2 separate regions of the Homo sapiens genome follow, and region 1 is linked to region 2. A link is an interaction called in ENCODE POLR2A ChIA-PET data of the cell type or tissue named here. Cell type or tissue: OCI-LY7. All regions are shown on one strand. Links, peaks and the distances in the headings refer to the core of each region. The heading gives the core; the rest is flanking DNA. Region 1 has its middle 530 kb from the start of LINC01966. Region 2 has its middle 63 kb from the start of LINC02993.

Evidence for each region. ChIA-PET counts read pairs that join two places held together with the same protein. Peaks named below come from ENCODE experiments on the same cell type or tissue, not always from the same donor. Only the 100,000 strongest peaks of a DNase experiment are listed, where the experiment ranks them.
Region 1: POLR2A ChIA-PET joins it to region 2 with 5 read pairs; 1 of 35 experiments calls an interaction of 5 or more read pairs at or near these places.

What each region holds. Positions count from the first base shown.
Region 1 is chr2:145,403,409-145,419,708 of GRCh38, reverse strand. No RefSeq gene overlaps it. Among named protein-coding and RNA genes, the nearest start is that of LINC01966, 530 kb to the right of the region's middle. RefSeq lists an enhancer at 7,310-7,469. In OCI-LY7, for the core only: no CTCF peak of the experiment used is centred there; DNase peaks (open chromatin) are centred at 4,358, 7,448 and 7,988; H3K4me3 peaks cover 3,246 bases; H3K27ac peaks cover 4,310 bases.
Region 2 is chr2:144,579,507-144,595,806 of GRCh38, reverse strand. No RefSeq gene overlaps it. Among named protein-coding and RNA genes, the nearest start is that of LINC02993, 63 kb to the right of the region's middle. RefSeq lists a cis regulatory region at 12,557-13,220 and an enhancer at 11,844-13,772. In OCI-LY7, for the core only: CTCF peaks have their summits at 5,995 and 6,197; a DNase peak (open chromatin) is centred at 9,126.

The DNA of each region.
Region 1 (16,300 bases), core at 3,878-11,877, 830 kb before region 2:
AAAGGGAGACCAGGTGGAGGTAATTGAATCACGGTGGTGGTTTCCCTCACACTGTTCTCATGACAGTGGGTGAGTTCCCTTGAGATCTGATGCTTTTATAAGTGTTTGGTAGTTCCTCCTGCAATTATTCTGCTTCCTGCCTCCTTGTGAAGAAGGTGCCTTGCTTTCCCTTCACCTTCTGCCATGATTGTAAGCTTTCTGAGGGCTTGCCAGCCGTGCAGAACTGTGAATCAATTAAACCTCTTTCTTTTATAAATTACCCAGTCTTGGGAAGTTCTTTATAGCAGTGTGAAAACAGGCTAATACGCTGGGGGACCTGAGCACCAGTTCATTATGCTCTCATTTTTTCCTGTAAGAAAAATCATGGGCCAAGGGGTCTCTCTTGGCACTCAGCTGTGTAGACTTGCAGGAGTGGCAAAATGGGCAAAGTAAAGCTATTATTTTTATCCTCTTTTGCGTGTTTGCTGGTGGAATTTTTGCTTCAGTGGTGTGCTGAATCTTCTTTGCTAAACCTGCATATTCCTACAAATGTATTCTGGTCCATGGGTCATTGTCAAAATCAGCGCACTTTGGAGATCATGACAGAAAACTCTTATCCACCATCTTGCTGATGTCACTTGTTCCAGGATGCTACATGAGATTATCTTCCTTTTTGCATATTTCTTATTTCATAGGAAAGACTGGAGTAATTATACCAGCCTGTGCTTTTGACCTCTTCTTCTGGGATGTTTGTATTTTTAAACAGATCGAAACAAAATGGGAAGAGTTTAATTAAATAGAATGGTAGGATTCCAGACACTTTTTGATCCTTTCCTTTGAGTGGAAGATGCTCTGTATTCCTGAAACCAAATTACAGAGGCCTGTGGCCTATTATGACCATTGGAAATGAGTGAATTTTTTTAAAATTTTATTTTTATTTTTAATTTACATAATTAGCTTGTTATGTCAATGAATAGCTGCAGACTAGGATGGGTTAGAATTTAGAGAAGGCTTCTTAAACAAATACCTTAAAGTTCAAAATTTCAGACGTTAAAATAATTAAAACAGCATACAATGGCTATGTCTTTATATTTACCAGTGAAACATCTGTTGCTATAGGTTAGTATTTGGAGCAGGAGGAGCAAGTAATTTGCCAAAGTGGCTGTAGCTTTAAAAGAGAAATCACATAACTTCTTTCAAAGATAGGAAATATTAAGGCATCATTGGCACTGTAGAGTGATGCTTTCGGAAGAGATGCCATAATGCCAATATTAGCACACACTTTTATTTTTTAACTGGTACACTGCTTGCTCAGACCATATAAAATATTAGAAAATGATCAAATCCCAGGACATCATTGGCGAACTTTGCTTCAGATTCTGTGGCTAAATTTCTCTATGTTTCATAACATTCGGAAGTGTATAAACCCATAAGGGTATACTATGGGTCTTGGTTTTTTATTTTCTTTAATATACAGTAACTAGAAGCAGAAAAAAAGTTTAAGTGTTTTTTTTCAACAAAAGGCTACTTGAAATGCACTGCTTTGTTCACACATAAACTACTCTTGTAAGAAATATTTGTTCTTTTTTGTTCATAACCTGCCCTTATGACAAGGGTGAAGAAGAAGAATAAGTTGCCTGAGGCATTTACAAACCTTACAAAGACTTTATTAAAAAGAAAACTACCCACGAATTTACTACCAATCCATCTAGATCTTTTACTATGTTGTGTCAGCTCTCATGAGGAACCCATAACTTGAGAAATTTAAACACAAAAAGGCACAAAAGCAACTACAAAATGCAAAGAGCAAACCATTCAAAGATATATTTTTTTCTAATACCTACTTGAGGGAGAAATCAGAAGCTTCTGAAAAATGGAATCTGCCCCTACAAAATTCAATTAATGTTCAGTTAAGCTAAACCACTAAATATTTACAAAATCACTACTTGTGTAACATATATTTTATAATTATAAAGTATATTTATGACATCAGTAAGCCTATCAAACAAAGAAAATAAAGTTAGAGAAATTTAAATGATAAAGGAAAAGGCATAGCACAACTTACAGATTTAAGTAATATTTTATTGCTTAACACTTTAAGGTTCTTTATATCTTTTTTGCAACTAGGTTGCTGCCTCAAAATGGAAGGTGAATGAGACCTGCCATTTGTCATAGGTATTTGCATTAAATTCTCTAGACTGTCCATCCAGAAAAATGTAGTAATACTTTTAAGCTTTCCAGGAAAACAGGGTTTCTTCTGGTTAAATTTTAACCTGTTTTGAAATAACTATTCCATAATAAAATTTGTTTGAAGTGCTGAAAATACCAAAGGCCTGAATTGGGCAGCAAACAGTGGTGGGCATTCTGCAGGTGACTAAAGAACTATTAAGGTCCCCCCACTTTATGAAAAGGAAAATTAAATTGTTTCAGTGACAATAAAGGCATATCAGACAGGAAGAGAACGGATATTAAAGTTCTAGCATTGTTCTTAAATTGATTTGTTTTATTGAATATATTTCTTTGCCACTTTTTCTAATCACTGAACTGAAAATGATAGTTTCTATATACCTGAATGAATTCTAAGGGGTAAATAAATGTACCTTGAAAAATATGTAACATAAGTAGTTACATACAGTTGATAAATCTAATGCAGCGATGCAATTTACATAAGTGCAGCTAATATTAGAAGAATCTTGACATTGCTTCTCCTTAGAAATGTAGAGAGCTGGAAAGAGCATCCCATAAAATCTCACACAAAAAAAATATTAGGGCAAATAGAAAACATGTGCTTTTTTTTCTTAAACACACTGAATTCTTCAGGTTTTAGGGTCACCAACTGGCCCAAAGTCAGAGCCAAGTGCCTGAAGGGAAAGATAAGACATGAGCTGTAGAGTTCAACTGTGATGACTCATGAGTTGGTGGAGGGAAAAGAGGGTCAGGTACTTGAGAGCCTCAAATTTCTATCTTATTTTGAGATTTTCCTTCACACGCCCCACTTCATGCTCATAGAAAATACTGGAAGAGAACTGAGAAAGTCCCTCTCATGGCCGGTAACTGAGGGAGAAAGCTATAGCTATTAAGAAAGGGGCATCAAACTCCACTGAGATCTTTTTCCTTATCTCCTCTATAAGACCATGACTTAATTTGTGGGGGAAGGGCAATGACACTGCCCCCTTTTGAGTACCTATGGAAACTTATTGAAACTTGGAAAAGAAACAAGAACAAAACCTTGTATCTCTGAGGAGGGAGCAAGAACATATGCCAGGGTCAGAATATAGATTTCGGGGAAAGAAGGAATACTGAAAAGGCAACATTTATGGAACTCAAAGACAATGATTGTGTAAGATGTCTAACACTGAGGCTTAATTGGAATAACAGTGAATACTCCCCCACAGTCCACTACCAAGCTGGTATGTATCATGTCACAAGTAACCTGAAAGACTGAGACCCTCTCTGACATTTAGAGAAAAAAGATAATAAAGTTGTTGGTAGAGTAAAAACTGAAAAAAAAAAAAGCATTCTGACACACCAGCCTCCATCATGAATGCAACATATTGCTAGAAAAGAGGATGTTGAAGCTTTTGCTGTCCTGAGGTAACCACAACAACTATAAAATTCGTACTCAGCTCCACTTTCAATTAGATTAACTCAACTCACTCTCTCACCCAAGGCCTAACAGAATGAACATGTACATAAAACCTACTACCTCAGTCTCTACTATCCTATATAAAATGTCTATCTTTAAACGAAGTATAACATATAAAAAGTCCAGTGGTGATTGGGCAAGCTTCTAAGAGACAAAGCCATCATTATAACTAGACTCGGATATGATATAGATGTTAAATTATCAGACATATAATTTAAAGTAACTCTGATTAATGTGTTCACAATCTAATGGGAAAGTCTGACAATGTGCAATATGTAATGGGTAATTTCAGCAGAGCAATCGAAACTAAAAAGAGAATCAAATTATCATGCCAGAAATTATAAACACAGTAACAAAGATGAATACTTTTGAGGAACTCATCAATAGATGTGGCATGGTTGTGAAAATAATAAGCAAACCAGAAAATAATTGCATAGAAATTACAGATGGAAAAACAAAGAGAAGTATAATGGAAAAACACACACACAAAAACATACAGAACAGAGCCTTTAAGAGTTATGATACCATACCAAGTTGTCGAGTCACATGTCCAAGAAGCTCAGAGATACCAAGAAGAATACAAAAAGAGTTTTTAAAAGTCTAGCCATGTCAAATTCAACATGCTGAAAAAAAAAATACAAAGAAAACATCTTGATGGCAGCCAGAGAAAAAAGGGACATTACATCCTGAAGGATGAAGGTAAGAATCCCACAGACTGCTCTTCTGGAGTCATGAAAGCCAGAAGACAATGGAATGACTTACTTTCAAATGCTAAAAGAAGAGTCCACACAACCAAAATATTCACAAAAGCATAATTTTGGCTTTCAGTTAAGTCTGATTGGCTACACATGTTTACCACTTCTCCTTCCTGCAAATTAAATAAAATAATGCAAAGGAATAAAAAGAACATAAATACACTACAACAGACAGGCTAAGAAAAGGTTCATTAGAGAAACAAAGACATTTGGCAATGTATTAGAAAATGAAAAGTTAGTGGAGAAACGATAAGTGATAAATTAGGAAGGAGGAAACTCTGGGTCACAGGACGAAGGATGTAGCTAAGATGGGTGATGATTCTTACCAACATCTGGAGACATTTGAGTCACAGATGTGGCACATAAAGTAAAGAAAAATAAAAATATACACAATATCAAAGATAAATAAAAGTGTACCAATAAGTGGAATTTTTAAAAAGGAGAATAAAGAAAACAGAAGAATTGAAATTATCAAAACATTAATAGAAGATAATTTCTCAGAACTGGGAAAACATACATATTCAGATAAAAAAGACCCAGCGAATTCTAAATAAATAAATACAAATATAAACACAACAAAGCAATTGTTGTAAAATTTCAGTTCAGACAAAGTAATATCAGCTATCATTTTGGACCACAGAATTTTGCCAGAGGAGCTGAAACAATGACCAAGTCATACACTAAGCCTCAGACTAGTGCTTGGGTAGTTAAATATCTATCCAGAGAAGTGAGAATTCATTAGTTCTGCCACACACATCCTTCCTCATACATACACAGTTTCCAAGACCCTTCGGAGTGCTGTAGTTTAAAGTGAGACCTGAGGATTTTAATATAAACTTTCAATACATAAAGTTTGCATTTTAACACAAACTTTGAGGTAATTTCTTTAGCACTCATCCTCTAAAATGTCCAAGTTGAAGACTGCCTTTGGGTTTTGTGCTTAGAAGTTAGAGTCAGGCGACAGCATCTTTTTCCATAAACAGCCACATAATAAATATTTTAGGTTTGGAGGATCATGCATAGTTACTTTGTCCTCCTTCTCCTCCTCATCTTTTCACCACACTGCATCCTCCTCTTTATCTTCTTCTTCTTCTCCGTCTTCTTCTTCTTCTTCTTCTTCCTATTTTCTTCTTCTCCTTCTTCTTTTCTTATTCTTCTTTTCTTTTTTGTTTTTCACAACCCTTTACAATATAATGAAAAATTCCTAGCTACAGGTAAACTATAGTCATTATCAGAGTTTTTAGGAAGAGTTGACAAGATGTCTCAAGATTATTAAGTCTATTGGACAGTAGGTCCCTTGCACTCTCATTTTAAATGCTAAGACAATATAACCCATTACAATGGCTTAAAGATTTGAGGTACTTATTTTTGTGTGTGTGTGTGTGTGTGTGTGTGTGTGTGTCTGTGTGTGTCTGTGTGTGTCTGTTTGTGTTTTCCAAACTGGCATTTCCAAAATTATTTCACAATTGATTTCTTCAGTTATGTTGTGCAACTAACCATGTTCCCAACACACTATGTGAAACCACTCCATGTTGCATTGTTTCTGTCACTATGATATGCAAATTCTAAGATGGTCCCTGAGATTTCTACTTCCTTTTGTACACGCACCCCCTGTGCAATCCCATCCAATTGAATGTGTGCATAATTTGTAAAAATGATTGAATTTTACTCCCAATACTAATTGGGTTGACTAATCTGTCGAATTTGAGTTAATTGAAAGAACAATTACCATTGGTGGACTGGACTTAAATATGGTAAGCCTTTAAAAGAGAGACTAGGTCCTTCCTGAAGAGGAAGGTTTAAAGCAGCAGACACTCTCCTGCTTGCCTGAAAGAAGGAAGTTGCCATGTTGTAAGAGGTCTATGGAGGGTGCCATATGGCAAGGACCTGAGAGAGGCCTCTGGCAGCTGAGAGTGCTCCCTGGACATCAGCTGGCAAGAAAACAAGAGCTTCAGTCATAGAGCTGCAAGGAGTTGAATTCTGCCAACAACCATGTGAGTTTGGAAGAGAATCCTGAGTTACAAAGAGTAATGCTGCCTAAATGACACTTTGTTTGCAGCCTTGGGAGGCATGGAGGAGAGGTCCCAGTGAAGCCAGACTCCAGACCTACAGAAATGAGAAGGAATAAATATGTGTTATCTTAATCAGCAAAGTTTGTGATAATTTGTTATGCAGCCATAAAAAACTAAGACAATCACCACACCCAAATGCCCTTTATTGTTCTTTTTACCTGTTAATTTCATCTTTCTAATCTCACCTTCTTCATGAAGCTTTAAATACAATCTCCTTGCATAATAATCCCACATATCTTACTACCTTTAGCACATATTGTCTGAGCAAGTGATAGAATACGTAGTAGCGGCAACGTTTTCTCTTTGAATCATATCTTCCCAGTTGAGAAAAGAGTTCTTTCAGTAGAGGAACCATCTCCTACACTTATTTATATACCCCACAGCCCTTAAAAGTGTCACTGGTTATAAGAGATACTCAATAAATAATTAACAAATTACTCATAACTTCACTTTTACAATATGTCATGGTCATTATATCACTATTCAAATCATCTCTTATGAATTCTGAAGCACATGGTAAGGAAAAAATGAAGACTCCATAGTTAGAGTCAACTGGCCAGATGACATCTTAGACTTCAAAATACTGCATCAGCAAACTCCAATTTATATCAGTTGTACATAATATTCTTCAGGAAAAAGTATAGCAAAACTTCTGAACTCAAAGCCCATAGAACTTTTGTAAAATTTTCTGGCTATTATATTTGCCAGTAAGCAAGGAGATTTGTAGAATACAACTTTGATGCACACAGACTCGGAAGACAGCTGAAAAGAAGCTAAGGCAGAGCACATGTGTGCTGTTTATAGGCAAACACGTGCCACATCACCCACTACCCAGGTGGACATATCTCCTCTAAAGCTGTAATGGCGAGTCAAGTAACCTGTTCAAAAACCCCACAATCTCCTAACCACAGCCACCTGGCTTGTAATTATAGACTTTATTATAAATAGATATAAGCTTTGAGTGATTAGTTATTGTGTACAAAGTATTCAACCGTGGACCACCTGATTTTCACATACTGCTGTACCTTCTCCTTCCTTTGATGCATCTTGGCTATTAATGGAAAAACACCTGTTTCCTGATAGTTCTCTGAGCTATAGAGACGTACATTTATATAGAAACAGCTGGGAGAAAGGTCCTTGTGAAGGACAACAAAATCCAATTCTTACCATCACAAAACTTCCTCCTGGAGCTGCTGATGGAAGCAGTTAAGCCTGCCTTGCATCACTCCTACACAAGCTACAACAAACAAAGTGAAGCTAGGGAGAGTCTTTAACTACTGTGGAAGGATTAAGAAAATCCTACAGCAATAAGGCTGGGATTTCCATTTGATCCTAGAAACAGAAAACGTTTCTAAACCCACAGGTGAATGACATAAACGGAAAGCCAGGAGCGAGGCTGCAAGTGTTTATTGCGTTCCTCTCACATCTTTTTTCAGCACCTGCACATACCTACAGTCTTTCCTCCCCAATGCCCAGGAGCACGGGACATCCAGCTACACTGATAAACTAGCAGCAGCTCAAGAAAATGAATGATGACAGGAAATGAAAGTGACAGTGACAGTTTGTGGTTGTTTGATTTCTTAAATGCAATGAATGGTGGCCACAGAGTTTCCTGTCAACAAGTGTCTGGATAGAAAAATGAAAAAGCAATCAAAACAGTAACTGACACTTCAGGGCATTTCAGGGAAGCCCAGGGCTCACTGTGCAACAAAACCACCTGCTTAGTGTTCTCCATGGGAACTACCACTCACCCTGAGAGGAATTATCAGGATAAAGCCAAGGTGGGTGGGTGCAATGCCAGCTCATTAGTTTAATCTCCAAGGAAAGGTGGACCAAATGATAAAATTCTGGACTAAATGACCTCTGTGGTCAAATCCAGTGCAATGCTCTGTGGTCAATTCCAGTGTAAAGATTCTAGAAATAATACAGGATGAAGGGGTAGGAAATGTGACCCTAATGCAGATACCATTAGTAATTTAATTATAGGAACTTCAATTAATTTACTTCTCTCTGCCTTAATCCCTCCTCATGTAAAAATGCTACCCTTCCTTTCTGTCTTTAAGCCAGAAATCTGCTAGTTGTATGAGTTACAGGAAGAAGATCCACAATATTAGAGACACAGGGAATTAATAAACAATCGTATACAAGTATCTGGAAAAAGAGAAGAGCACTGAATTTGATATTGAACACGTTTTCTTGGCCTAATGAACATAACTGCATCCCACCATGTTTTCATCTCATCTCTCCCCTGTGACATCCCTACTGTCAAGCCAGAGTTCTTGCCATTTTCTGCTTTGAATCTTGATCTAGCCCTACCTCTTGACTTTATCCCAGTCTGATTTCCACTTCTATCAACTCTATCTAAGTGCTAGCTCCCCGTTCTCCAGCAAGTGGCCCTGCCTATCACCTTCACCCCAATGCGTTCCTCTCCACTCAGAGAAATGTGAACCTGTATCGCATGGTGTAGCCTTTCTTCTTGAAATTCTTCTCTCCTTTTTTTAATCCTTAAAAAAGAAAATGCTTTAGAGAAATATGACTGTAATTAACAACTGACAAAAATATCTGGGCTTGAGCTGAAGTGGGAAATCACAAACGTTAGTTACTTATTTTCTCATGCAGTTACCATTTGTTCTCTTTTCTCAGGGAAGTTGAAAGACCTGAGGTTCAAACTTAATAAGGCCCCATACTGTTTCTAAGAGTATTTGCAACATGTAAAGTATAAGTCAGTGCATTGCTGATATTTAAATTTGTTTTCACTCATCTGAGCTATTACACAGTATGCAATCCCTAAACCCTTCATAATAAAGAACACACATTTCTCAGCCACGAAAGGGAATGAAAGATTCAGCAATTTAAGCTCTCCGGTACTAGAAAGGTGACAAAACATTTATGTGTATCCAATCCATTCCACTGATTTGGCTCCAACATTAGGAGGGACTGCCTCAGGCAGAGACATTTTGCTATATACACATTCTTGGGAATTAGCAAATGGCCCATAGTGATGACAGCAACATCCTTCAAAACACTCAACTTTACTAAATGGATTTCACAAATACATTTTCTCTTTCTGAAGAATGTTTTTTTAAGTCTAACTGATAGTACAAATACTTGTTGCCTTTTTAAAAAGAAAATTCCAAGAAACCAAGGAGTAAGCTATAAACAAATCATTTTCACTTGTGTAAGAATGGCTGTGTAACCTGTGTTCTACCAGTTATCTTCATGTTTTTCATTGATTTTTACAATCCATTGTCCATGGTAAGTTACTCTAGGAGAGTGATGTGCTAAGGAGGTCATGACATGAAATTTAATATTTAAAATACCAGTCTTTACATACCAAATAAGCAGGAAAAATTCACTATCTGAATCATTTTTACTCCTTGGATGGCATGTAAAGATCTCTGGATTCTGGTCTCAATCTTGTAAATAAGCAATTTTGACATCTAGAGTAAGTCACTTAGTTTTTATACCTCCAACTTTCTTTAATTGTACAATGACAAGATAATAAAATAATCCTGAGATCTTTTCACTAAATTTTATTATTGCATCATTTGAAAATAATTTCATAGCACATACTGAAAAATACACTTCCAGAGTTTAAAAGCATGTACTTTACTTTTAAATTGTGCTTAAAATACTTGTTGTGTTACTTGTATGTTCATAATATTATTACTGCCACTACTCATATAAGAAAACATTGTTTAATTTTAATAAAAATGAACTATTACTTCACATTCAAATAACATATTTTGATTTTTTAACAGTATTTTACACCCATTATTGCACAGACTAGCTTTATATGGTTGATGGGTCCAAAATAATTATTCCCATTTTAAAGGTCACTTGTGTCCAAGGACATGCAAGATTTTAGTGGCAAAACCTAGAAATAGGAAATTTTTTGAACTTTGAGAACCACACTCTCTATGTGTAATTTGTATACCAATGTATCTTTCAGATAGCAGTCCTGGCAAAGGAAATTTAAAGAGCTATCATTTTGAGCAGTTCATTCACTTTCTGCCATTATCAAGAGGTGGCCAAGAGGTGCCTTTATGGAATTTTCTGCCTCTACATTTCTCATGAGTCATGACTATGTTTTTCCTAGTTTCCAAGGTGAACATATGTGTATGTAGTCATTGAAAATTTCCAGAGGGAAGGTAGTACTTCTTTTAACACAGAGATGCCTTTTACTTTACATAAATTTAGAAACATAAAAAAAAGCTGCATATTTAAATTTTAGTATGTATGAAAATGCCAAAAAATAACAAAAGACAATGTTATAAAATACCTTTCATGTTATCATTGCCCAACAACTAACCTGCTCTTCCCCATTGCCACCCACAGTTCAGCATTGTGAACTCCTGGACAACGCAGCTGGATATCTGTGTCTGAATTATATTCCAGGACGATCCTTGGGTAGATATCCATATCCCTGGATCAAAGATTGCTTTTAAGCAATTCATAACATGTGGGATTGTATAGGCATGTGTTGTCCACCTCTCTCAGTGAGCCTCCCTACAATCTTGGAAGTGGCCTGACATAATTCATCTTTGGTCTTAGTGGCCAAATAAAAGTGAGACAGATATAGAATTGGCCAGAATGTTTACTTTACTCTATGAAGTGTTAAGAATCAGACTTATCCATTCTTTTATTCATCCCATAAATATTTATTGAGTTTTTAATATGTTCAATGTACTATTCTAGGTGCTAGAGATATACTGTGAACATTATGGTTGAGTGGAATAAAAAAATAGCCAAGGAAGCATGAATAAACAAGACAATTTCAGAGTGGAAAGACGCTATAAAATGTGATAATGTGATAAACAGTTATTGGGTTGTAGAGAGGCCTACATTATTGTGGAGGGTGAGAAAGTCCTCTGTGAGGATGCTTAACCTTTCTAAGAAAATAAAAATAAATCAAAATTCAACATGTCTTGATTATCCAATCAGGAAATGGAGAAATGGTGCTGAGAGCAGTCTCAAGGAATCATCCCTGCTCCCAGAACAGTCTACCCTGAGTCTAGCAAATATCTCAAAATCCACTATTAAACGAATTTTTTTTCTGTTTTGTTATTCCACTAAAATTCAAATGCTCTTGAGGAGAAGAACCATATTAAGTCAGTCCTCTTAACTTTAGTCTGAATTGGTTTAACAGACATTTTTTCAACCAACAGCCATACTTATTTTTGTAATCATAATTTTTTATTCATTGAGGTAAAATTTACATGTATAAAATACTACAGATCATTGTTGTATAACTGGCTAAGTCTTAAAAATGTATACCACCTTACTGCTAATCAAACCAAGGTACAGAACATTTGCATCACCTCATAACCTTCCCCTATGTGCCTTTCTCTTTGCTTTTCCCACACGTTCAGGAATAACCCCTATTCAAATTTCAATCTTTCTGGGTTAGCTTTGCCTTTATATAAACATAATTGTACAGTACATGCATGCTTGTGTCTGGCTTTAGCTCAGCATAACACTTCTGAGATTTGTTAACATGATTGCATGTAAAGGTAGTTTGTCACTATTTTGTAATCGTTGAGTACTCAGATAGCATTTGATGTGGGAAGAGAAGACATGAAGAGTATAGAGGGGAAACTTGAAAACAGAGATGCATGGTGGGTCTCAAAAGAGGTACTCTGGACCAGTAGCATCAGCATCAACACCACTGAAAACTTGTTAGAGAGGTACATTCTTGGGTCTCACCCCAGGCTGAATGAATTACAAACTCAGGAGGTAGATACCAGGAACCTGTTTTGTTTTTTTGTTGTTATTGTTGTTTTAGTTTTGTAAAATAAGGCCTCCAGGGAATTCTAAAGCATATTAAAGCTTGAGAACAGATAACTAGGAGAAGGCATAGACAAAGAGTAAATTTTACTTAAAAGGATATGGCAGCCACGGAAGATGAAAATGTGTTTGCTTGCCTCTCCTGCTTCTCTTAGAACTCTTCAGATTGCAAAAACGTGAGAGCAAGTTTTATGAAGATAAATTTTGAAAATCATCTTTAGTATTGATTCGTACTTTTGCTTTAAGTAGCTCAGTGACCAGTTCCGACTTAGACTCTGAATTGTCCATCTGTAATGCAGTCCTAGAAGCCATATGGGAGACTTGTAGTAATTAACAATAGCATCTAATGAAAGGGTGGTAAACTAGTTCTCACCAAGGAAAACTCCATTATACTAATGTGAAAATGAACAAGCCAACTCATCTGGGCTTTGGAAGTATTTTATGTTTCTTAAAAATGAACATTAAAACCCTATAGTGTAAGAATTGTCTGAAAATTATTTTAAAATATACAGACATTTTTGCAACTAAATCATTTCTCAAATCCATGTCCAAAAGTAAGGGAATTAACCATAAGAGGGAAAGTCTTGCAAAAATATTAATCAGTGTCTTGAAATTGGAGAAAAAGACTAGCAATCATCATGAAGCTTTGAAAGAAAATTTTACCCAATTCAAATGAGTGCAATCAAAGTGAGAACAAGAAAATTCCAAGAAGACACTTTCCCTACTCTATGGAGACCTTGACTAAAGCTATCTGACACCTTAGTTGTTATTTGATTTAACTAAATTATATTAGAATTAGTTTTAACTGTAGATAGTCCCCAAAATAAAGACATTAAGTAGTCACAGCATAGTGTTTTAATCAGGAATGATAGATGACAGATAGATAGATAGATAGATGATAGATAGATAGATAGATAGATAGATAGATAGATAGACTACATATATATATATATAGGCACAATATGACCACCAAGTTCAATTTCAACATAAAGGGCTTTGCTGTCTGAAATGCAGCCATTTTACATTTGCAACCACCCAAAGTAAAAGGACCAGACAATACAGCAAAACTGGACAAGAACCTGGTTTCGATAAATGAACTTTCACAACATTCATTTAATGTTTATCACCAACCTTGAGCTACCAATTCATATACTGGCCAAATAGTCATTTTTTCTTTAAATTGAAAGACAACAAACCAATCGACTGGCTAGTTTTACACTATATGTCATCCAACATGTTACAGAAATCTTTTCCTGGAGGATACTTCCTGAGTCCCTTAAAAATCCATTCATCAGGCTGAACTAAAGGACATGAAAAGCAGATGATCAATTTGGGAATATTTGAGTCAACACAGAGAGTTTGAGTCAGGAAGCTGTGTTTACAGAGTGAGAGTCACAGACATCTCCAACATCTAGAGAGTGATCGTCATCAAACCAAAGCATAGTTCTATGTTCATGTGAACTATCCCTTCTGCAGGTATAAATCCCAAGACAATAACAAAGAGAATGGGAAAGTAGGTCAGCTCCTACGTAAAGCACTAAATATTCATAGAATCCTTTTTTCAAAGAAAAAAGATTTTCCAACACACCTAAGACACACCTGTGAAATATTTTCTCTTCCAGCTGCTCTGAATAGGCTACACTTTTATTACTCAAAAGCATTTATGGGCAATCAGTATTACCTATGTGCTTGCTTGAAATGTAGAGTCTCAAGCTCTAGTCCAAAGCTCATGAGTTAAAACTTGCATTTTAATATGATAACCATTGATTCATATACACATTAATGTAGAGAAGCACTAGAAAATGGAATATTAAGCTATTGGTTACTCTCCATACTATTGTTTTTTTCCAGTTCATATTATTAGATTCACCTGGGACTGTTAAGCCTATCAGACCTATCTCAGAATGACTTAATCAGAATATCTGTGTTTTTAAAAATGTCCCAGTTTCTCATGACTATATAAGTTTGGGAAGTTGCTGATTTGGGCAATCAGGCAAGGGCTGACTCCACATGTTTGTGATGTAAAAAAAAAAAAAAAAAAGTCAGTTTACATAAAATATAGTGTTTTTGTTTTTGTAAATTTTGAGTATATTTAGTTGTAGCAAAATAAGTAAATGCCAAATATAAGGAATAGGAAGAAATAGGAAAATGGTAACATTGGTATGATGAAGCAATGAAAAGCATTAGGCAGATTGTGTATGTACTTAGGTGTGTCTTTAATGCTTTGTCTACATAGAGAACACCTAGTAAAATCATGCAAGCAAATCCATCTGCAGATGGCCGGGTACCTTCCAAGGTGTAAACAAGGTTGAGGCAGATTTCTTACTTTCAAATAATTGTATTACTCTTATAAAACACACAGCCTACGTATTGATTTTGTTTTGTTTTTCAGTCTGAGTGTCCATCCTAGGTTGAGCTCTCTAGGAAACAGATTCTGAGTCTGAGATTTGTGTGCAGCTTGTTCATCTGGGATGCTCTCTAGATCAGCCTTGTGGGGTGGGTTGAAGGACATAGAACTAGGCACAGGGAAAAGAGGAATTTGATGTAGTCACAACAAAAGCCATTCCAGAAGAGGGACTCATCTGAGAGCTGTCAGCCACCAACACTTTGCAGCTGGAGAAATCAATGCCTTAGTCCCGTGGGTAGCACCACACAGCACTCATTATAGTGGAGCCACTACTGTGGTAACTACATTTTCTCTTTTTAAATCTCCAAGAGTCTGTCAGAAATGCCTCATGTCTGTCTTTATCTCAGAATTTTATTTAAAGAATAGTCAGTGTAATTTTGTTTGTATTCTCTAGTTTCTTCTGGTTGACAGTTTTTAAATAAATCCCTCCATATCTTGATTGTTTTGGGAACCACAAAGTATAGAACTATTTTTTTTAACCTACTTTATTAACAGATGAAGATTTTGTTTTTGTAGTCTGAAAAGAAATCCTCAAAGGTGTCAAAAATTAACTAGGTCATTAACCAAATTCCACATCATTTTGCTTAATTTTTTGTAAAATTATATAAGTCATGTCATAATTTTCTGAAGGTGCTCACATTCCTGATTGGATTATTAATTTGTGTTTATTATAGGGGCTGTGGTATAATGTTCTATCTTAATTAGTATTTTTATGCTTATGATTTTAAATATGTATATAGTCAGTTTTTATGTTGTTTGCCTTTCTAACATAACTAAGGTTAAGTGTTTTCTTGCAACAAAGGGAATTTATATTGGAATTAAAAGTAATTACAGTAGCTTTATCAAAAGCAAAGCAATTGGCAGTTGTGTGAATAGACATCTTTACAGTAATAAAATGCAGACTGAACAACCTCTGAGTTTATGTTTCTGATGATGTTTCTTTTACAGGAATAATAATGGTAAGTTTTATGTATAGAATATATTTGCAAACAGAAAAAACATCTTTCCTTAATTCTTCATGGTATCTTTCTATTTTTCAGAAAAGTTAACCAGCTTTCATACTCCTAGTATATCTAGAAAGTAGGCCTGAATTATATAAGCAGATTGTAAAATAATGGATTTAATTTTTCTTTTTTATTTACTACTTTCACAATAAATTGAGCAGCTTTAAAACTATGCACACATCTTACAGGTATTAACTACCCTCCTTTTACTAAATACTACATTTGCTAGAATTGCAAAGATTAATAACAAACAGTCATGGTCCACCAGGAGTTCAAATTCTAGTGGATGGGTTGTGTTGAGGTTCAATGATTAAGACTATCAACAGAACTGAACAAATGTTCAAATTTTCACTTATTTCAGTTGTCAAGAAGTAGCTACTGCAGCAACTACAGCCTCAGAGATGTTTCAAAGAACTGATGAACAGTTCATATAGATGGTGTAATATTCACCAAAAAAATTTGTAATCTATATTTAATTATTTAAATACCAAAGAAAATAGCTTATTGCATGAACAGCATTTTTTAAAAAGTAAGAAAGAGAATGCTTGTCTTCTGGCCCTGACTGTGTATAAAGTATTAGGAATCTGAGATACAGGTTAGAAAATGGGACCTGGATCCCACACTCTGGTCAAAGTTTAGCAATGCCTGTA
Region 2 (16,300 bases), core at 5,259-13,258:
TTTGCCTTCACCTCCTTTTCAAATGAAACCTGTTTCAGATTCAAAGCCCACTTTGTTTTTATTAATACAAATGTTCACTATCAAACCATTTTTTTATCCTTACTAATAGAGAGGTTATACAACTCACACCTAACTTTTTTCAGCCAAACCAAACTCCAAATGGATTGCACTGCAAACTACTGATACTAATGCAAAAGTATTAGGCAATACACTTTGGGGGGTCCTTTCAATATTTTCTTTTTTATTTGTCAGCTAATCTCTTTGTTTATGGTAATGTATGTACCTTTGTATAAGGACTTTACAGCCATTATCTAATCTTCACAGATCCTGGTGAGGTAGAAAGGGAGCAAATCTTATCTCCGTTCTACAGATGAGGAAACAGAGATGAAGGAAGGTTGAGTAACAAGCTCACATTTTAAGTGGTGCATTCTGTCCAGATGAAAAAAACAAAAAAAAAAGACAGTATGGCACGGGCTTTGTTTTTCCAGGAGTGAGGCTAGATTTTCACCTACCACCCATCTGTTCACCAGTCCCCTTAATGACCGGCATTTCCCAGTGACTGCACACTTTCCACACAATCTGTTGAGAAAACACGCAGCAAACTGACCCACATGAGGATCAAACCCTTGACCTTGGCACCACTGGCATCAGATGCTTGTGAACTGAGCCACAGACTGAAAGCCTAATTGCCCCCAAGTAGAATGGGATCAATTCCTCCCCTTCTCAATCATTCTGGAAAAGAAAAGAAGGGCTAATTGTTATGAATTTATCTAGTCTTGTTCTTCCTCAAGCTTGAAATGTATTTTACATTCCAAGCAAATCCTAAATTGTGAGATATAATATAAAAATAGCAGAGAGCTAAGAAGTAAACTACATAAATGAAAATTTAATTTTAAGAAAAAAAATAAATGAGGGGGAAGTATACAGGAGCTGGCACCTTCAGGACCACAGCATCACCGCTGGTATGAAGTGGTTCTTCACTTGTGTTTGTACCTGCAAATCTAGATGGTAAAGATGAGGAAAAGTTAACAAGGAAAGAGACTGTTTTCCAAATAATATTAAATATCCTCTTTTAAAGACAGTAGACGATTTTATTCCTTGGAAAAAGTTATAGTAAAAATATAATCAAAACCACTGGAGTATTAGGTAGATGCTACCTGTACTGATCAAGTGATAGAGGATTATCTTCCCAAAACAGGCTGTGGAAACAACTATGTGGAAGGTATGAGAACACCTTCCAGAGCTTTCAGGAGCAGGAGGAAGACAGCCTAGCCTATCTTTTGGAATGTAAATTACCCTGCAGACCACCAGGCAAAAAACTCATGAAACCCAAACCAGACATCCCTACTAAAAGATGCTCAAACTAGAAAACAGAAGTGTTTTCAGGATAACATAACTTCTCTCAGTCTACCTGTTAATTTACTCGACTTTCTTTTCAAACTCTGTATACAGTAGTAGATCTGTGAATTGCATATCCATGATCACCACAAAAATTTCCAAAATCTGTCTCAGAAACCCACAAAGCAGATTTAGGTTTTAGTATCAACTTGACAGATTCTGAGCTCTCTCAATCCAGGACTACCAGTGTGTTGAGCCCAACTCTAAATGTGGGCAGGGACCAAATTGCTTTCCCTAAATGGCAACAGGCTAACAGTACCAATTAGCCAGACTGCACAATGGTTCTTCAGAAACTGCTGAAGACCAGCTCTGAAGACCCCTCCTGAGTAGGACCCAAACCTTAAGGCTTCTGTACCCATGCTTATTCACTGCTGCCTGTGCAAATGTTCCAGAAAGCCGGGAGGACTTGGCATTAATTTCTCAGTGTGTCGCCATGGCTAGAGCTAAGCAAGGGCCAAAAATGAATTAGGTAAATATAGGATGCTTCAGGCACAAATGCAGCAGGTGAATTTATTTGCAAATTACTTTTTTTATCTTTCTCACTTAAGATTCTCTTTAGAGACATAGAAGATAGCTTTATCAATTTTAAAGTAAAGAAAAGCAATATTTGGTTTCAATATTTGGTTCATAGCCAACCATACAAAAGTACTTAATAAAAGAATCCTTTTTTAAAAGTTATTATGCATTTATTACAGGATTATTGACTCCAGTGATGAAAATTGTACTGTTAGGGTTGGGTTGACTTAAGACAGTTTTTTTTCCTGGAGATTTCTCTGTCATTTAATTGAGTCACCTTATTCCTTCTGCCTCAATACACAACTGTTCCTGTTATTTTTTGAATTAATTTGGATAAAAGCCTTCTGCAAAAGCCATCTTTCTGGATCCACAACCTCCTCTCTGAGCATTTGTTAACACATTACATTATACTAAAGTGAATCCACCCATTAGAAATTAGACAACCTATCCTGGTTTTAATATTTTTTGAAAGCTTACAAAGTGCTAATCACTAAAGCAGTGATTCCCAGCTCTGGTTTTGTGACAGCCTGGGGTATCTCCAATTACCTTACAGATCACGAAAAACAAAATTCCAAAAAAATTTCAGAAGAAAATTATACTTGTTTTAATTTGAAATATAAATATAAATATCTGCCATGGACATAGGAAGTGTGTCATAGTGCGACTTGGTGGGCTGGATCCTTGTAAGAAAACAAACAACAATAGTCTATTGAAACTCCTCGAAGCTCAAAATCATTATGCTCTCCAAAAAAAAAAAAAAAGAAAGAAAGAAAGAAATTCTATTTTATTTTTAGGAACTGAAACTCTAACATACACCTTATGACAGGCACAAAAAGGAACTAGGACAAAACCCATTCCAGGACATTTCCTGGAGGAGAATACAAATAAGGTGTGTCACATATTTTCATGAATAAAATAAACACGATAATATCTAATAACACCATTACACTATTCAGTGTGCCTAAATTACAGTTGTACTGAGAAATGAGAAAATCTCTGGAATAGGACCAGGATTGCTTTTTAATTGTCCATTAGAAAAAGCAAAAAATAAAATCGCCTGCAATGATTTCCTTTCGAGATCATTCACCTTATTTTTGAAATACAAAATCAAAAACATATTGATACGCATGGTGAGGCTGGGTAATAAACCCGAAGCAAACTGTCTCCTTTCCTCAGTTCAGGCTCAGCAGCTCCAGCAAGCCCACAGTGCCAGCTTGAGACTGGCAAGGCAACTAGCATTGCACAAAACAAAATCTTAATTTTTCAGTTCCGGCTGATTGCACTGAGAACATCTCTCTCTCCTCACCTTTTCTTTGTATTTTTTTTTTTTTCCTGAATTGAGGTCTTTCTATTTAGGGATGTGCTTCCATTATGTGAGATGTCCCCTAAGCCAATGAAAAACAATGACAATTTTATTTTCACATTAAGATTCCTCTCCCAGGGCCATATTCCATGAATGAATGGCGTGTAGGACACACCGCTAGTAATAACATCCACCAACTATGCCAACACAAGTGCAAGAGAAGCACAGGGAAGCTAAGGCTAGCCAAAGGAATTCTCCCATACCTACAGTGGCTGGCTCCTTCCAAGAAAGCTGTTGGGTCTGCTTGCTTATTGACTTGTATATTTGCCAGGAAGGTATTCCTTTTACAAAGTAAAAATAAATAGCTCCTACAACTTCTTCCTTGTCTTGAAATCACCATTTCTACTAGAAAATAAACTTGTAAACTCCATCTGTTAAGATACTCGAGAACTCTACTTATAAAACATACCAAAATTTGTTGAAGGAGCAATACTGGCTAGGAAAGGAACTGGAAACAAGGTCATTTCCCTTTCAAATTTAAAAGTCACCATGAAATACCGTAGGAAAATCAAACACATCCAGAGTGATTGCACATGTCACAAACTCAACTCATCTGACCTCCCCAGCACTTGTACGCTAGTGTTACTGTCACTGAATTGTCTGGATTCCAAAGAGCATATTGGCTGAGCTCTCACCCACCCTGCGGATTCACTAAGACCATTTTTTTCCTTTAAACCTCAGGCTTGTTTTCCCCCTGCAACACAAAAGGCTTTTAGTCCACCTACCCACCATCAATAAGCTGGTATGCAAGAAGAAAGCAACTTAGTTGACTATTGAAACAGAGTGTAGAAAAACATAGCCAATTTATTCTACAATCTCTGTCATGTATTAGATAAAATGCAAGCTTCTACCCATTCCTCAAGCCATCCTCACCCTCATTCTTTTCATTCATCTTCATCCATTTAACAGGTATTTATTGAGCACCAACTATGTTCAAAGCACTTTGCTGATCACTGAGTTTGTAGCACTGGATAAGATAAAGCAAGTCCTGAATTTCTAGGCCGAATGTCTAGAGCTGAAATTCTCCCAGAGAGAGATAGCAAGATAACAAATAATATTGTTTTAAAATAATTTCAAAAAAGTACAAGAACTATAAAGGAAATATAATTGGATAGAGGAGTAAAGATTGATTTGAAAAATAAATATAAAGACAGTGACCTGCTTCTTCACAAATGAGAGGAGAAAATACTCATGGGCACAACGCTTTAGGCTGCTAGTCCAGGGAAGGGCTCTCTAAAGCTGGGATATTTCAGCTGATTTTTTATTGGAAGAGAGGGACCAAAAAAAATTAGTAAAAATGCTCTTAGGTGACAATGAGCTTGGTGAGTCCACGGAAAAGAAAGGAGGCGGGAAGGCTGATGCATAATGAAAATGCCAAATGAGGTTAGGCTGGGAATTTGAGGGACTTGCAGGTTGGAATTTATTCCAAATGCAATGGGCAGCCTTTGGGGGAATATTAAGCAACTTGATCTGACTGAGGCTTTCAAATAGCAAAGTGTCTGCTTGCTGGGGATCTAATGAAGAATTGAAGCAGGGAAGATTCAGGCTATCTTTTAGAATGAGATGGAAAAAGGGATAAAAAAAAACCGTCATGTTTTTGAGCTGGACATTGAGAGGATGGTGGGCCATTAGCTGAGATGGAGATGACTAGGAGGAATAGAAGCCTCCTGGGATTAGAAATTCACTTATTCCACCTAATCCCTCAGAAGTCCTTGAACTCATGAAAAATGGCCTTTTTTCAGCGCTCCTCAATTTTCTTATGTTCTTGTCTCCTGTGTAAATCACAGTGTTCTGGGTTGCTTGCGTGCTTTTCAATTCCATTCCCATAAACTTCAAACCCTAGCTCAAAATCCAGTTTATTTTTTTATTTTATTTTTTTTTTTTGAGACGGAGTCTCACTCTGTCGCCCAGGCTGGACTGCAGTGGCACTATCTCGGCTTACTGCAAGCTCCGCCTCCCGGGTTCACGCCATTCTTCTGCCTCAGCCTCCTGAGCAGCTGGGACTATAGGCGCCCGCCACCAGGCCCGGCTAATTTTTTGTATTTTTAGTACAGACGGGGTTTCACTGTGTTAGCCAGGACGGTCTCGATTTCCTGAGCTCGTGATCCGCCCGCCTCGGCCTCCCAAAGTGCTGGGATTCCAGGCTTGAGCCACCGCGCCCGGCAAAATCCAGTTTATCTAAGAAGTCTGTCAATTGAAACTCTCTGCATAGTGATTGTTCTCGTTAATATCCATCTTTCAGGTTTTTTTTTATTACACATCTTTTACTCTATTTTATATTCTGCTTCTACTGAATTTAGACCAAATTCCTGCACCTCCCTCCCTTTTTCAGCCCTAACTGCCCCACCTCCCAACTGCACCCCTTGCATATATCCGGTGCCCCACTGAGGTCTGTTTACCCAGTCCTGAGCTCGGCCCCTGCACAACCAAACTGGCATTCTCTCCCAATAGCTCTACCTGCCACAAGTTCCTGTCAATCCTTTAAGACCCAGAATGAAACGTCCCCTTCTCAAGAAACCATTTATGGCCGGGCATGGTGGCTCAGGCCTGTAATCCTAGCACTTTTGGAGGTCGAGGTGGGCAGATCTCCTGAGGTCAGGAGTTCGAACCAGCCTGGTCAACATGGTGAAACCCCATCTCTACTAAAAATACAAAAAATTAGCCGGGCATGGTGGCGGGCGCCTGTAATTTCAGCTACTCAGGAGGCAGAGGCAAGAGAATCGCTTGAACCCGGGAGTCGGAGGTTGCAGTGAACCGAGATCGCGCCAGTGTACTCTAGCCTGGGCAACAAGAGCAAAACTCTGTCTAAAAAAAAAAAAAAAGAAGAAGAAGAAGAAAAGAAAAAGAAAAGAAACCATTTTTGACCGCTCCCCAATCAAACATGATTTCTCCTTCCCCACCCCCTAGGAGGCAGTGGAGTATAATGGTTGGCATCTTCAGCTGTACGGTCATACTGCCCCCATTCACATGCCCGCCACTGCCATGTGCTAGCTGTGTGCCCTCCAGCAACTTACTACAACTTATCGCTCCTGGTTGCTTCATCTGGGAAGGCCAGGTTGAAACAAGGCAGAGGAAGTAAGAGTACCTGCCTTATGAAGTCATTGTGCAAATTACGGGAGGCAACACACCTAAAATAGACCATATATCACCTGGCCCGTAAGAAGGACTCTTCAACGTTAGATGTTTTTGTCATTTTCATTTCAGCATTCTTTGGCTGTCTTGTGAAAAATAAAGTTCTTCATTCTATTGTGGTTGTCTTAAACCCATTACATTAACAGCTCTCGGAGGGCATCATGGTGCCTTCTTCATCTCTGTATTTGGTAGATATTTTGTAAATATTTATTGATGAATAAATGTCAAATCTAAAACAGCTAATTTTAAAGAGTTTTATTTCTTTTACACAAATATGTTGGTTTTCCTCAAAGTAGAAATACTATCTTTTTGTTTCTTGTTTTAAAATTCCATATTGCCCAATATGCATCTATGTAGTGTGTGTAGTGTGTGTATACCGTACATAGACACTGTGTATATGTAGTATATACTACATAGTGTATACTACATAGATACTGTGTATACTACATATACTACATACTACGGATACCCAGTATCTTTAGTATACACAGCATCTATGTAGTATATACTGTATACTATAGGGTGTATATTTTTAATTTTCTGAATTGAGTAACTCTTGAGCAATCAATACAAGCAATGCACATATCATGCTAAATTGACCAATGAAACTGCTTTTAAAGAGGGAAACTATCTCTTCATTTATCCTAAACATAAGGAATTGCAACAATAGGGCATCATTCCAGCTCACAAGAATCTTCAGGCCTCTGAAACCCAGAGTTAGGCAGGAGGTTCTTGTTAGTGACATGTGCTCTCTCATCAACATCAATTAACATTTATTGGAAAAAGCGTGGATGCGGCACACTATGCCGTGTGTTTTGCACACATTTTTTAAATATGAAGACACTATCCCTGCTTTCTTACATGTGGAGAAAAACAGAGTTCACGACCACAATAAATAATAAAAAACATACGTGTTTCTATAGGTTTATGAATAATATTGTATCTCATCATGTAAGAAATGAAACCTTCAATGAGCAGGTAGATCTTGACTGGCTTTGAGATATGACACGGACAGAACCTAGTGGAGAAATAAAGAAAAAGACTGTAGATTTGAAACTAAATCAAAGTTGATTGTAGCTTGCGTTTTGTTTTTAATTAAACGCAACACGCTAAAATAGGGAAAAAAACCAGATTAAAAGATAAACTTGGATTTTCTACATCTTTTTTTCACAAAGTATCACTTAAGCTCAAAAGGTTTTGTTATCATTTCCATTAAATATAATTTTGTTATACTCTTCGTTTCTAGGTTATCCCACACCCAAATAATTATAGATGTAAATCATACAACTCTGCCTAAAGGATATCATTTTTCTCTAGTGATGAACTGGTATCAAAACTCCAGAATAATTTGATGTAATATAATCTTTTGTCGCTCTCCTTTGTTCACTTGGGCTTTTTCTCTCTGTTTTTGCCCTTCTGACCTTCATTTCTTCCCTTCCTTCTTCTTCTCCTGAGTTGTCCAGCATTTGTGAATAATTTGGTCAACTCCTATAGCTGAGAGTCCACATCCTCAGGCCGTAGTCAGCAGCTATATTCAATTCTACAGACTGAGTTATTTAACTGCACAAGTTCTTTTCTCCAATACACACTCTTCTTTTCTCGGTTGAGTTATAACACATACTTTTTTCATCAACCTCTAAAAAAAGTAACAAAGGCTCCATTCTTACAAACCAACTCAAGAATTCAGGATAATTTTTCATGTAGCATCATCTATTAAGTGTTCAATATTTCCAAGCCACAATCTAACCGCCTATGGCATATCCTGAAATTTGATTAAAAAAAAAGAAACTTGTCCAATTCTATCTGTAAAATTCATCTTTCTTGATGTCTGATTGACAAAGTACCTCAAACACTCAAACTGAAACAAGTTGGTGATAAAACCACTGAGATAACCATTGTCTGTTCTGTTTCTTAATTTCTGCATACTTCTTTATACCTTTAGTGACCTCATGTCTAGTAGAGCCTATAGGAATTACATGTTTGAATTAAATAAATTTTTGGTTTTTGTCTTTCTGCCTTATGGATAGATTATCTGCTTAGCTACTGATATTTATTTCTCCATTACTGTTCAAATTAGCTAAGTGGCAAAGCCCATAACCTCAAAAAAAAAAAAAAAAAAAAAACTGTTTAGCTCTATTTGAAACTAAAGGATCTCTCCCAATTTTGCATCTGGTATTTGCTCTTCAACATAGTTATAAGAATATATCCACTCTTACTACCCTTGTTTCTTTTTCCTCCTCCTAAAAAAAAGTATATTAAAATTGAAGACATTTATTTTTAATTCATCAAAATTGGTCTTGGCCATTGCATTTGTTTGCCTTTTTATCTACCAAAAGCTGCAATTTGGAGAGTAATGAGGGAGAGAGGTCACTGAGAATAAAGACATTATTTGATACCAAAGTAACATTACAATAATAGGGATCTTTCCCCACATACTTCAAAACCGATTCAGAATTTAGAAAATAAAGTACAATTAGTTTTTAAAATGGAAATTTAAGTAGAAAGTTAAAAAGTTTAACTACTTTATTCTTAAATAGTAAGCTCCCACAAAGGTAGATTTTAGAGTATTTTGTTTACTACTGAATCCCCAGGCCTAGAACAGCGCCTGCCACATAGTAGGGGTTAGCTCAATAAATAAGTGTTCAATGAATAAACTACCTTACCCAAAAAAAGTTGAAACTTGTTTACCAGCTGTCAAAAGTTGGTTCCTTCATGTATAAAATAGCATCAACTGTGTAATTTGCCCCTACTTCCTCCTTTTGCAGAAAGCCAACAAAAGAACTTTAACTTTTTACCTAAGGATCAAAGGTGTCAACCTATTGGCTCATGCTCCTTTAAAGTCTTGGATAATAGTCTTCGGTTATTTTTAGATAATTTCCTTTGTTTCCAGCTTGAAAAGAAGTATTAACAGAGATCAAAAAAATAAATCACTGATTCAGAGCAGGAAAATGCATATTAAGAAGATCAAAATATAGTATGTAGAGGCTGTGAGCTAGCCTTCCCAGAACACAAGCCAAATCTTGCTTTAGATACTGAAGTATTATATTGGTCTCACTTGGGACCCATCAACATGAAAGGAATGGGGAGAACTTGGAGAGGAGAAATGCTAAATGGGAGGCAAAAATAATTTTAAAATTATAAAGTGACCCATGCAGTCTCAATACATAAAACAATAAGCCAAGAGATAGAAAAATACAACCAAATTCAAACAATAACTAACTCTAGATGGTGGAATTATAGGTAAGTTTATTCTCAACCATAATTTTCTTTATGTCCAAGTACAATATGTATGTAAGACTAGTACAGTCAGAATGAAAATAATACACACAATTTTTAAACGAAGAAAAGAGCCAAGGGTAAAAATCATATGATATATGAAGAAAACTTAAAGGATTAAGATTATAAAGCCAAAGAAGAGAAGGCTCGTGGATAATTTAACAATCTTCATTGCTTAAAACAACCATGGACCCAAAACTATAGAAAACACATAGAATGGGTTTATTTCTCATTTTTATAAATATAGATAGATAGATAGATAGATACATACATACATACATACACATAGTTACAGGAAGTAAGCCTCATAGAGAAAGGGCAAAGGGCACAAAAGCTAGGCAAAAGACAAAAGAAAAAACACCCAGATAATTAGAGTATTGCTTAAGGCAGCAACTCTCATGGTGGGATATGAAGATGGAGAACATGAAAAAGGACAAAGGGGTTTGCCTTCTCAAGAGGACATTGCAGAATCTCAGGAAGAGGTGTGTTATTAAAAGGAGACATGTTTAAAATAAAGATTATAATAGAATTCCTAGGGTACCATAATTTAGGTATACCCATGGAAGTATCCTATGTGTGAACATATATATTCTAGGGTAGAAAAATATTTGAGAATCCCTAACCCAGGGTCTTCAAGGTGAAGGACCCTGGATTGCCACAAGACAAGATGGGCAAAAGCAGTTTCTCTTGTAGGCTGGGGTAGGGTGATCAGAAATGAAAAGTCTTTTTGAAAAGAACCAAGAGACCTCAATTTAAGCTCTGTCCCACAAAGCTAACTAGAAGCTTTCCTAATGTCTATATATTTTGTTATATCCAAAATTATTTGGGAGTGTGCAAACCCCAACTCTGCAACCTCCTTGATGCATTTCACGGTCAAGAAGTTGTACTGTATACTTTTAAAAACTTCCATTTAGCTACCATTTACATTCAGTTTCTCTCTTCCGAGTTGTCACAGGGGTAATAAGCAAGAAATAAACATCATCTACATAATAAAGATGGCCACCTTCAAGTATCATGATTGTACCACAAGTAGGAATATCAAGAAATCATACTTTTACTTAGAGGAATTGCTTTACCAACAGAAATGTCAAGAATGTCAGATGCCTTGGTTAATTAAGAAGACACTTGGAGGACATGCGGTGTTTTCCAGGCTCTTCAAATCTCATTGCATAGGTGGCTATCTCCCTTTGATATCATGACAAGGACATGTGACCACATGTATCTAGAATTAGAATGGTTCAGGCCAATTCAAGCCTTCGCCCTTTCACACTGGGTCTGCACCAAGCAGATAGAAAACACATAATAAAAATCTAAATCTTACATTTAGAATAGGAACTGCTATCAAACTTTTCTCTTTTCTCAGGCAGTGCTACACCTGACAAACACAACCAAAAGAAGTATTCAACAAGAAATTCAAGTGGCTTCAATCTTCAGAAAGGAATAGTAAGGATTCACCGAGCACTTACTATGTGATGACTACTGTACTGAACATTTTACATCCTTTATTTCTCTGAGGTCCTTAGGCTATCTAGTTCTAGCTATTCTCCCTGAAGTTAAAGTTGGGCAAACTCAGAGGTCCTTGGAAATCTCTGCCGCCTCGCCCACCCCTAATAGTAACCAGAGAGGTATCTAGACTAAGACCAGGAATTACCTAGTCCTGATCACTCAAAGAGGATGAAGACTCCATGGTACAATTGGATGGGGAGAACTGAAAAATTATATTTTTATTATGGAAGGTCTGGCACCACTATCTTGCATCAGAGCAAATTCTAATGGAGTTCCAAGCCTGAATCATTCTCCTCAGGGTTGTTGACTCACCATATTTGGCTCTTTGACATATCACTTGCTCATTCTCTCTTTCTCTCAGCTTTGCTGCATACCCTCCTGAGACAGAAAGGGTGCATGAAATTGGTGAGAGGTGACAGAGATCAAAGGGCAGCATTACCCTACTTGTTCCAAGGTGTAAGCCCCGGGACTGTCCTGTTACTCTCATCTCTACCCACAATGCTTTTATTTTCTGATGCTTATGGAACCTCGACCAAAAACTTTCCACATTCCCATCCCCTCTTCTTCATTCCATTTCTCTTTCCCTATCTCATCCCCTCTACCTACATACACATTCGCACACACACACACACACCCCACTCTCATACTCACACACATCCCTTTTGCTTCAAAGGATATGGGTATCATATACTCAATAGAGTGAAAAGAAAACATTCATATCTCACCGAAGCCATATGTATGTACCTCAAGTCAGAATTTGACTTGTTTGGGAGTGGTTTCAATGTATTAGTTTCACAGTCACTAATCAATACCACACAAGAATCCATTTCAAATACCTTTCTTTTAAATGGAGCTTTGACAGCCCATGTTTAGGGCAGACACTAAAACTAGAAAGAATTCTTTCTGCATCGCTTTTGTGAATACAGGATGTTGGCAAAAGATTATTAGAGTAGCTCTTTGCTGGCAGTTTCTCTTTGTTCTCCACATCTCGGAAACCTGCTAAACTCAGCTGCACGTAAAACAAAGCAGAAGCATTTTGGTGTGGGCAGTGATGCACCCTTTGGGTAGAGGGCCACATAAGTATTGGAGAAAACACTGTTTAAAAGTCAGCATTACCTCCCAACTCGGTGATTCCTTTTCTCAAGATTGCATAATGCTACATGTTGCTCTCCTACATTCGTCTGGGCAGTAGACGCTTGACTCTCTTACTCTTCTGGCCTATTTTGAAGGGATGTGAAGGGAAAAGCTAAGGAAAGCCTCACAGGTGGGGAGCTCTAAGTTTATGAACAGCAAGAAGGCAGCCATATCCTTCTGCTTTGCCGTGAAAATCAAGCATCACCTTATCGTTTCCTCACCAAGATTAACTCCTGCTTCCTGAAGAGTATTTCTGAGGTAGAAAGCAGAGGTGGTGAAAAAAGAGGGAGCTGAAAAGTCCAATCTGTCAAGCTCCTTTTTAGAAGAAAGGAAAACTGAAAAGTGAACATATTTAACATGAGCCATTTCCTGCACTCAGGAGGGAAGAAAGCATGCTAGGAGCTCTGTGCAGGAGGAGATCCGCACTGGTGTTATCTCTGACCTGCAGCTTAGCCCCAGTGTCTCAGCTGCCAAAAAGCTCCCATTCAACGTTGTGCTGAGTTCATCAATGCTCCACGTGTCAGGATCCTAACAGGAAAAAGCAGGACAGACAGTCTCTCCATTCAACCGCCTGGGGACCCCATGACAACTAAAATCCCCTCGCAGACCGTCCATATCAACCTTCGGCAGGTCAGAGCACGCAACCCCTTCAGAACCACAGGCTCAGGCCCACACCCTTTCCCCTTGTCAACATTGTCACTTTAAACAGAACATTGAGCCTTATCACGAAACCTGAAGTAAGTATGACAATTAAGATGGATTGCAAAGCCTGCTTGTGCTTCACAATTAACAATCACTTGGCAGCAGGTTCCACGCAACTGTTGGGGGGTATGGCAAGAACTTTATCCCTGCTTAGTGCTGCATTAGCATATTTAGTAGGCTGCAAGACATAATTCCTAAGATATGAACATATTTTTGTCTTTTTTAAAAATCTGCAATTAAGCTATAATATGTAGAAACTCTGCACCAGGCAATCAATGTGCAAATACCAAGATGGAATTGGGGTAAGGAGGGCAAACAAAAGAAATGTTCCCCCAGCATTGATAACAACCTGAACCAGTGGCTGCTTGCAGAGTCACAGGTCAGCTAGAAAATTGTGGCTCTTTCCTGTTCGTGACGAAATGAGGGAGCGGGGGTCTGGTGTTGCCCCACTGCTGCTGGCATCAGGTGAAACCTCTGTAAGAGCATAGCTACCTGCTTTAAACCTGCATATTTAAAAAGCGAAATAAAATCAGCCCCTGAAGTGACCCTGGTGGTTACTTACCAAACTAGGCATTTTTCACAGAAAGCACCTTTTGATCCTCAATCTCTGAGTAATAAAAGATGTTGATAAAAATCACAAAGGCACTTTATTCTACAAATGTGAGGGCTAGTCCTCAAACTTCCCATTATTTTCCTTAGTGGTTGGCACATGTGCCACACTGATGAGAAGGACTCAGGGAGTGCAGAGCCTGGACCAACGTGACGTGCCTAAAGACAACCCAAACTGCCATTCCTAACTTCTCCAGTGTGCTTGTTGCATAGATTCAGGCCTACATTCCAAGCCTCTGTTGGGGCTGCAGAGGGAAAGAAACGCAGCCAGATCTTTCTAAGATAGCCAGGACTTTGTCTTTCTTGACATCTGGGTTGCAAGAAGGCAGGATATCCTGCCAAATATATTACAGCTGTGAGACCCACCTTGTGATTAAGACTCAGCCGAGGCTGAGGAACACAAGAGACAGAGGTGAGGCGTTTTCTGGCAAAGAAACCTCACCCTCTACAGATACCTCCTCTGTAAAAGAAAACACATACACACACACACACACACACACACACACACACACACACACACACACAAAGTTTAGGTGAGCAGCTCTCTAGTTGCATAAAAGGAAGCATGTGAAAGTAACAAATGCAATTTAGCACACAAAGTCTTTCTTTACAAAACCAGAAAAGTAGCAGATTAAAGCACCTGGCAGTCTTGGCACGCCAAAAGAAAGTCTTAGCTGTGACAAAACAAAACAGGTGTACAGGTATAAAACTTTTGCTTTCCAATAATGCCCCTCTCTTCACTGGAATGCTTTGACAGGTGCAGAAGTTCAAGTTACAGTGGGGAAGTAGCAAATAAATACACAGCATTAGCGTCTGACGTGCTTGCTGAGCACCCGGGGATGTTAATAACTGGCAAGGTACACTAATCTCTGATTGCAACATTTGGTTTACCTTAATCTGGAGGGACAGCTGTATTAAAGAGGGAATTATACTAATCAGTTCAAGGCCCTTGCATATAAAACTTCCCATTAGGCTTAAAGTACACCAGCTTATGCTCATTCTCTAGGAGCCTTACATCTGGTTCTGAATAAGGCTGCCTCTCATTTGCAAGGTACAAACTGAAAACAAGGGGGAGGGGGGCTGACAGTTGCTGGAGGATGGGTGATAGAAGAGGAAGCTACTAATTCTTTGAAATTTTTAACAGCACAAAACTAGCTTCTAGGCATCTTAATACTAAAAGAAAAAAAAAGCATGTGTTATCAACCCTAGGCCATTTTTTCCTGTTACCGGAGGTGACCAACATAAAATAAAATTGATGATGTCAGTCAAAAACAGCTAAGCACAAAGCTTGGCTTTGTTATCTTAAGTCAGAAGGTAAGATAGGCCATGCCATATGGCTCTAATCCGTCCCTATCTCCCATCACCTAACAGGAAACCTTCATGTAGCATGACCTTATTTGGCTGGTTCCAGGTTAGGGCTGCCCAAAGGGGATTTTTCTGTTTCTGCTATATCCAAAGGTTTATGTTGATTTTTTTTCTGAGCCCTGCAAACTATAAATCCGACTGATTACTCTGCACTCTTTTGCTTGACTGAGCCTTTACAATCAGACATCCCCGTTAACAATAAGCTCCTAATGAATCAAACATCTATGGCATTAGTTTCACCTAGCTGCCTCTTTCCCATGCACTGTGCTGCTTTGTCAGACCTGGTTTGATGAGAAAAGCTAGTGACACTTGCTGCACCTATTGATAAACAATTCAGTAATGAGGGGCATAACAAAAATTACCTACAACAACCTGATTAAAAATGACAGGCAAAGCTTACTCCTTGCCCTATAGTGAAGGTAACTCTGGCACTGTGGAGGGAAAATAATGAGGTAAAATGAAATTTCCTCCTTTACCACGGAGTTCATTTCTGAATGTGTGTTTACTAAGTGATGAAAATTGTTTTTAGCAATGTTTTACATTCTTTCAGGCTATGTGATTATCAATAATGTTAGGAACTCCTAGAATTCAAGATGCTTCCCTTTCAACTTTCTGAGATGAACTCCCTGCTTTTTCTACTTAAATTTTCTGAATAACCTAATATCGAGATCTTCACTTTGTTTCTCAAATGTGAGTCTAGTCATTGAGAAACTTAACAGTACAAGTAATAATAATTAGTTAAGTGTAGCATGGGGAATAAAAGAAAAATTCTAAGACACACACACATAATTTTCTGAATGAAGTAGAAAAACTTTATGGACAATATCACCTCCCTAAAAGGAATAACTTAACCTTACCATGGGCATTGAAGTTCTTTTTATTGGGGTCACCCAGAGGACCTTTGCAACCTCGAAACAAGCTTCTACCCAGGGGAGGCCAGGCTCTCATGAAAGCTTGATTCAAAGACAGAAATGTGTGGGTTCTGCAATTGTGTAGCAGCATGTTGGGAGGGTTTCCATCCGTGCACAGATGCACTTGAAAATCAAATATGGACATGAGGAATGTTTTTTGGAGATGGAAAATGAGTGCTGATGACATGTTTATACTTCACAGATGGATCCAGTACAGAACCATTTTTTGTAAAGAAACAATATCCACCATTTGCTAATTTTTTTTTTTGAGGAGCTACAAAATGGTGGCACAAAAAGTGAATATTCCCATCGTACATACTCCACCTGTTCCTTCGTCTTACAACCGTCTTCCATCCTGAATGTAATCATTGACTGTTGTAGTCTTATT